2 separate regions of the Mus musculus genome follow, and region 2 is linked to region 1. The links are chromatin loops, found by intact Hi-C in ENCODE. Cell type or tissue: left cerebral cortex. All regions are shown on one strand.

Region 1 (2,500 bases):
CAAACAATTTGCAAATCGCCCACACATATGTGTGCTTTAAATCTTTACTATTTAAAGCTTAGTCCAACGTAAACATTGCACCAATAGGTGTGCTGTTGACTTAGTTACCATTCACTGCTGACTTGACACAGTTTACAGTCATCTGAGAGGAAAGCAGGGATTGAGGCACTGCCTAGATCAGACTGACCTGTGCAGACTGTCAGGGTTATTAATTGGTGTAGAAAGGTCCGGGCCACCGTGAGCTGTACTGTCCCCAGGCAGGTAGTTCTGTGTGTACAGGGAAGTTAGCAGAGCATAAGCCAGCAAACAGCTTGCCTCCCTGTGTCCTGCTGTGTGTCCTTGGGTGTCAGTGCGTTTCCAGTTTGGAAGCAAGGCTTTGTGAATAGCAAGCAGTTCAGCCCTGATGTCCCTCTGGGATGGGCAGTGACCTGACAGTGGATGAGGTACAAGTTGCTTTTGGATAGTGTTTCTATCGCAGCAACAGAAAGCAAACCAAAACAATTTTCAACGCAAGGCTGATTGAATCTCAGATGCAGAAACAGGTCACTACAGAAGGAAACTTGGCCGGCCATGGGGTTTGCTTGGTTTTTTTGTTTTTGTTTTTTGTTTTTTTCCTGAGACCACCAGTGTCAAGTTGGTGGGTGGTAGGACTAAGTCAGTCCGCAGTGATCTGCAGTCTGTCAGCTGCCTGTGGACAAAAGAGCCAAGAGTGCCTCGAAGCTCTGCCCCCAGATCTAGCGCACCCCTCTCATGCTGAGCGATCTGTCCGCAGAAAAAGATTCTTCCCAGCACTCCACAAAACGCACCCTTCTAGAAACATCTACCAGATGAGGCACTCTGAGGCCCTGAGGACTTTGCGTGGGTGGTCCAGTCAGCTCCTTAAAGGCAGCTCTTGTGTTTGCCTGTCCTTCGGGTAGTGTCTAAATTCTCAATTAAGACGGAAGTTGGCGTCTGCCTGGTCTTTCTCTGCAGTGCTGAAGACATTATTCATTTACTTAGGGCTCATCTGTAGCGCAACACAGTTGGCCCCTCCTCCGCCCTGAACTCACCCCTCATACACACTGGCCAAGCCTCGTCCCTGCTTCATATCCCTTCATCTGCTCAGTGCTCGCTGGTTGAACAGTTACTGCTTCCCAAAAGGAAAGTAACCGTCTGACTTTTTTGTCCCAAAAGCAAAACAGGGAGTTGTTTTGCCTTATTTGGCTCCTGCTAATATGGGGAGCACTAGGAGGGACACCTTTGGTGACTTGAATTGATGGAGCCCTTTTAAAAGCCCAACTCGGCATCCTTAGTGCAACAGTCCTCTGGCGCCACCTGGTGGACGAATGTGTAATGACTCAAGACTGCAAAGTCCGTGAAGTTGTGTCTGTGTTTAAGGGAGCCTCCTGAGAAAATATCAAGTATATTATTTGTCGTACACTGGATACCTATATTTAACTCTGATTTTGAACTAAACAATAAATAAAGCATTGGCTGCCTCTTTACTTAGCACCAAACGCTACCAGTTAAGAGATTGTGTAACAGTAACCACTCTCTCGTCTCCCTTCATAGCTGAAGGTCTTTGAAACAGGAATGTTCCAGCTGGGAAAGTTGTAGCAGCTTGCTCCTGTATCCCAGAGTCTCAGAGAGAAACTGCAGACAGCTGAACACTGGGATCTTTAATGGCCCCCACACCATGGCACACTCCAAGTGAGAACCTCTTCAGGGGTGCACATCATCTTACGGGATGGCAGTGGGGATCCAATGTACAGACAAGACCTGGGAGGCAAAATAACAAAACCGGTTTCAGAGACTCCAAAGAGACCTCTGCAGTCAGAACACTCCCCCTCCCCTTTAGGGTTGGCTTGAGTCTGCAGCCACATTCTGAACACCTTTTGATCTTAAAGTAGTTGAGAGTCTCCCAGAGGTGGACTGAAATTGTTTACTGTCCCAGTAATTACGGGGTAGGCTCTGTGTGTCCCATTATATCACAAACACACACAAAGAACACACACTAGACACTTCTTGTTTTGATCTCAGCATATGATGTGAACCAGGTCACTTGTGTCTCAATGTCTGGGCTTCTATCACTAAAAGAAGCTGCACTCAATATTTCATACTGTGACAGCTGAGAAAGATGGACACAGACAGACATACCGACAGTCTTCTTTTTTTCTTGGGTGTAGGGTACCACTTCCCTTTCTCCTCCCACAGCCCTGATCCAGTTTCCTGGCTCCAGATGGTTTCAGGGACCCCTGAAGAAGGGCATCTAGACCACGCAGTCTGAGAGGTGGATGCAGGAAGGGGAAAACCCATCAAAATGGGCAGGGACATGGATTCTGGTCCTGTGGCTTCTCCTCAGAGTGTTTCTCAAACTCTTGGGGCTTCCACCACAAAATGGGGGCTCTAAAAGATAATCCCAAGGTCCCATTTAGCCCCGATCCTCATATGCTGAATCCATGAAGACTTGCTTCAAGTCACTCTCAAGGCAAATCGCCACTGACCCGAAGTCAAGTGTGCT
Region 2 (2,500 bases), 120 kb before region 1:
TGTTGTTGTCGTTTGTTGTTGTTTGTTTTTTGTTTTGTTTTGTTTTTTGATTTTTTTGTTTTTTTACCCTTGGTTCTGGCAATCTAGATTCAGGTCCTCATTGTTGCATCCAGCACCCTCCCAACCCTGCCTTTAGGGGAGAATTGGATGTCCACAGTTGACTCTCCATTAGCCAGCCCTTCCCTTTCCACCTCTCGGCTATACCAGTGACAGTTTCATATATTTACAATGGCTCTTGGCCTATCAAAACCAGGCATTGAGGGAGGCCCAGCCCCTCAAATAGATCCTCATGGGAGGCAGGGACAATGGCTGTGCCCTCAGCCTCTGGTTCACTCTGAGTGTGCTGGAAGCCGCTCGCTCATTCTGCTCTTTGCCTCTCAATTGGTCGCTCTGAGAGAATAAGGAGTCCAAGCAGCACACCCAACACAGGACAAAGACAAACCGAAGCAGGAGACCGGGGGCTGGACCTGATGGAGTACTGAGGCCAACACAGGGCTCAGGGCGGCACTCAGCCTAGACGGGCAGCTGAGAGAGAAGAGAACGGCACCCAAGTAAGTCCTGAGAGTCCAGGGGAACCGAGTTCAAGGGCCACCGTGGTTACCTGGGTAGCAGCGGGCTGTGCACCAGCATCACACGGCACTCCACCGTCATCCATCTTCTCTAGAGCGACGCCCAAACTCCCTCAAACTCCCTCTGAGTTCAGTGAGGACCTCAGCGCCTCGTGAGCCAAACATGATGAGCCCATCTTGAGAGTCAGAAAGGGCGTTCCGTCCCCGTGCCCCCCCCCCCCACCTCTGTTCCTTGTGATCCGTACTACCTCTGAGTCAGGACTGTCCTGTGTCTTCGACCACACGGGGACGGGGACTGTGCTTTCTGCCTACAACACTCTACTTACATCGGCCTAACTTCTGCTCGTTTTCAGACCATTTCAGACAGCCTGTGGGTCACCAGGTCTCCTCCTCCAGGAAGCCCCATGCTTTCGCCAGCAGCAGTGATTCCCACTGGCCAAAATAACAATACATTAAAGAGACCTCAAAGGTAAGCAATGGTGTTGACATCAGAAACTGGTCGCCTCGGAATCCAGCGATGAGGTCACCCCTAGGCAACAGGGACGCTCATGCGTCTGTTGCCATGGCAACCGCCACACATCATTCCCCCCCCCCCCCCCCAATGTGCGCCTCACCTGCGCACTTCACCTGCGCACCTGATATTCATGGTTACATCCCGGCCTGAATAAAAGGCAGGGCCCCAGACCCCTCTCCCCTTCTTTGTTCCCCTCATTCCTCCTCCTCACCCCCTCTTTCCCCAGTAAATCTCTTCTCATAGAGCTGTGCTGCTGTGGTGTGATCTGTCCAGATACAAGCCACCTTCTAACACAACAGTTGGGCAGTGGTACCACGCGGCCAGCAGGCCAGCAAGAACCCTGTCCCTTGGGAGAGCTTCAGCTGCTGGGTGGTAGCGAGATGTCTGTCACTGTTGTGGGTGGTAGCGAAATGTCTGTCACTGTGGCAGACGCTACATTTCTAGAAACGTGAGTTTTCCTCTCTGCCTCTCCAGCCTGAAGGGAGGAGCATCCAGATCTCTGCCTCCGCCAGAAATCCTCTTACAGGATGTGAGTGTTGGGGGAGGGGAGGCATTCGGTAATTTCCCTCTCTACCTTGCTGCCCTGAGACAGCATCTCTCTGAATCAGAATCTGCTGCTTTGAGCAGGCTGGTTTGTTCCACACTCTCTGCATTGGCCCGTCTCTGCCCCCAGTGCTGGGCCTGAAAACACTGGAGTTTTTGTACAAATATCAGGGATCAGGAGTCAAGTTCTCATGCTGGCCTCTCACCCAGTGAGCCGCTCCTCGGGCCCTCCCCTTACACTCTATGAGCTGGAATTAGTTTGCATATCCGTCATTCTGCCAAGGGGGTACATATGGCACAAGTGACATTATCACTCGACCACCCCTGGGGACTCCACATGGGCTCAGCTTCCTCTGAGGTGCTTGGCTGAAGAGCTGAAGAGCAGGAGTGGCTCTCTGATTAAAGATGTTATCTAGAAAAAAAGTTAGAAGCGGCAGGCAGTTGGTGGGATTCATCTTGTTCTATGGTCCTTGAAGAGACTTAGCATCCTTGTTGAAGACGTTGCCTGACCTGGAGATAAAAACCTGGCCTTCTACCCACCACTGCACACAAGCTCTCTGCTCTCCACCGTCTCTGCATACTGAAGCTCCATCACCCTGAGGAGACTTTCTGAACCCTCCAGCCACACACACACTGTCCCCAGTACTGTGACCTATACTCCGATGTTATCACATAGCAGTCTTTCTTAACATTTTCGGACTGTAAAAGCCCCAGAATGACAAGTCAGATGTGCCTTGCTTACCCTGAGGTCTGGCCAGCATCTGTCTCTGTGCTCGGTACATATGAGATGCTCTACAAACAGCCGTGAGTGAACAGAAGCCCTAAGTCAGCATCCAGGATGGAACATCTGCCCCTGAGGGCCACTGTGCCTCTG

Evidence for each region. A loop is a pair of places that touch in the nucleus more often than their neighbours do. Peaks named below come from ENCODE experiments on the same cell type or tissue, not always from the same donor. Only the 100,000 strongest peaks of a DNase experiment are listed, where the experiment ranks them.
Region 2: a loop joins it to region 1, with 2.2 times the contacts of the local background. A loop is called at or near these places in 3 of 42 quality-filtered maps.

Annotation. Positions count from the first base shown.
Region 1 is chr16:93,575,600-93,578,099 of GRCm38, forward strand. No RefSeq gene overlaps it. Among named protein-coding and RNA genes, the nearest start is that of Setd4, 27 kb to the right of the region's middle. In left cerebral cortex, a CTCF peak has its summit at 1,323 (motif pointing left); a DNase peak (open chromatin) is centred at 1,309.
Region 2 is chr16:93,457,798-93,460,297 of GRCm38, forward strand. 1700029J03Rik (RIKEN cDNA 1700029J03 gene) reads right to left here and starts at 1,075. Exons shown (of 3, transcript NR_040494.1): 1 at 896-1,075. In left cerebral cortex, no CTCF peak of the experiment used is centred here; a DNase peak (open chromatin) is centred at 1,554.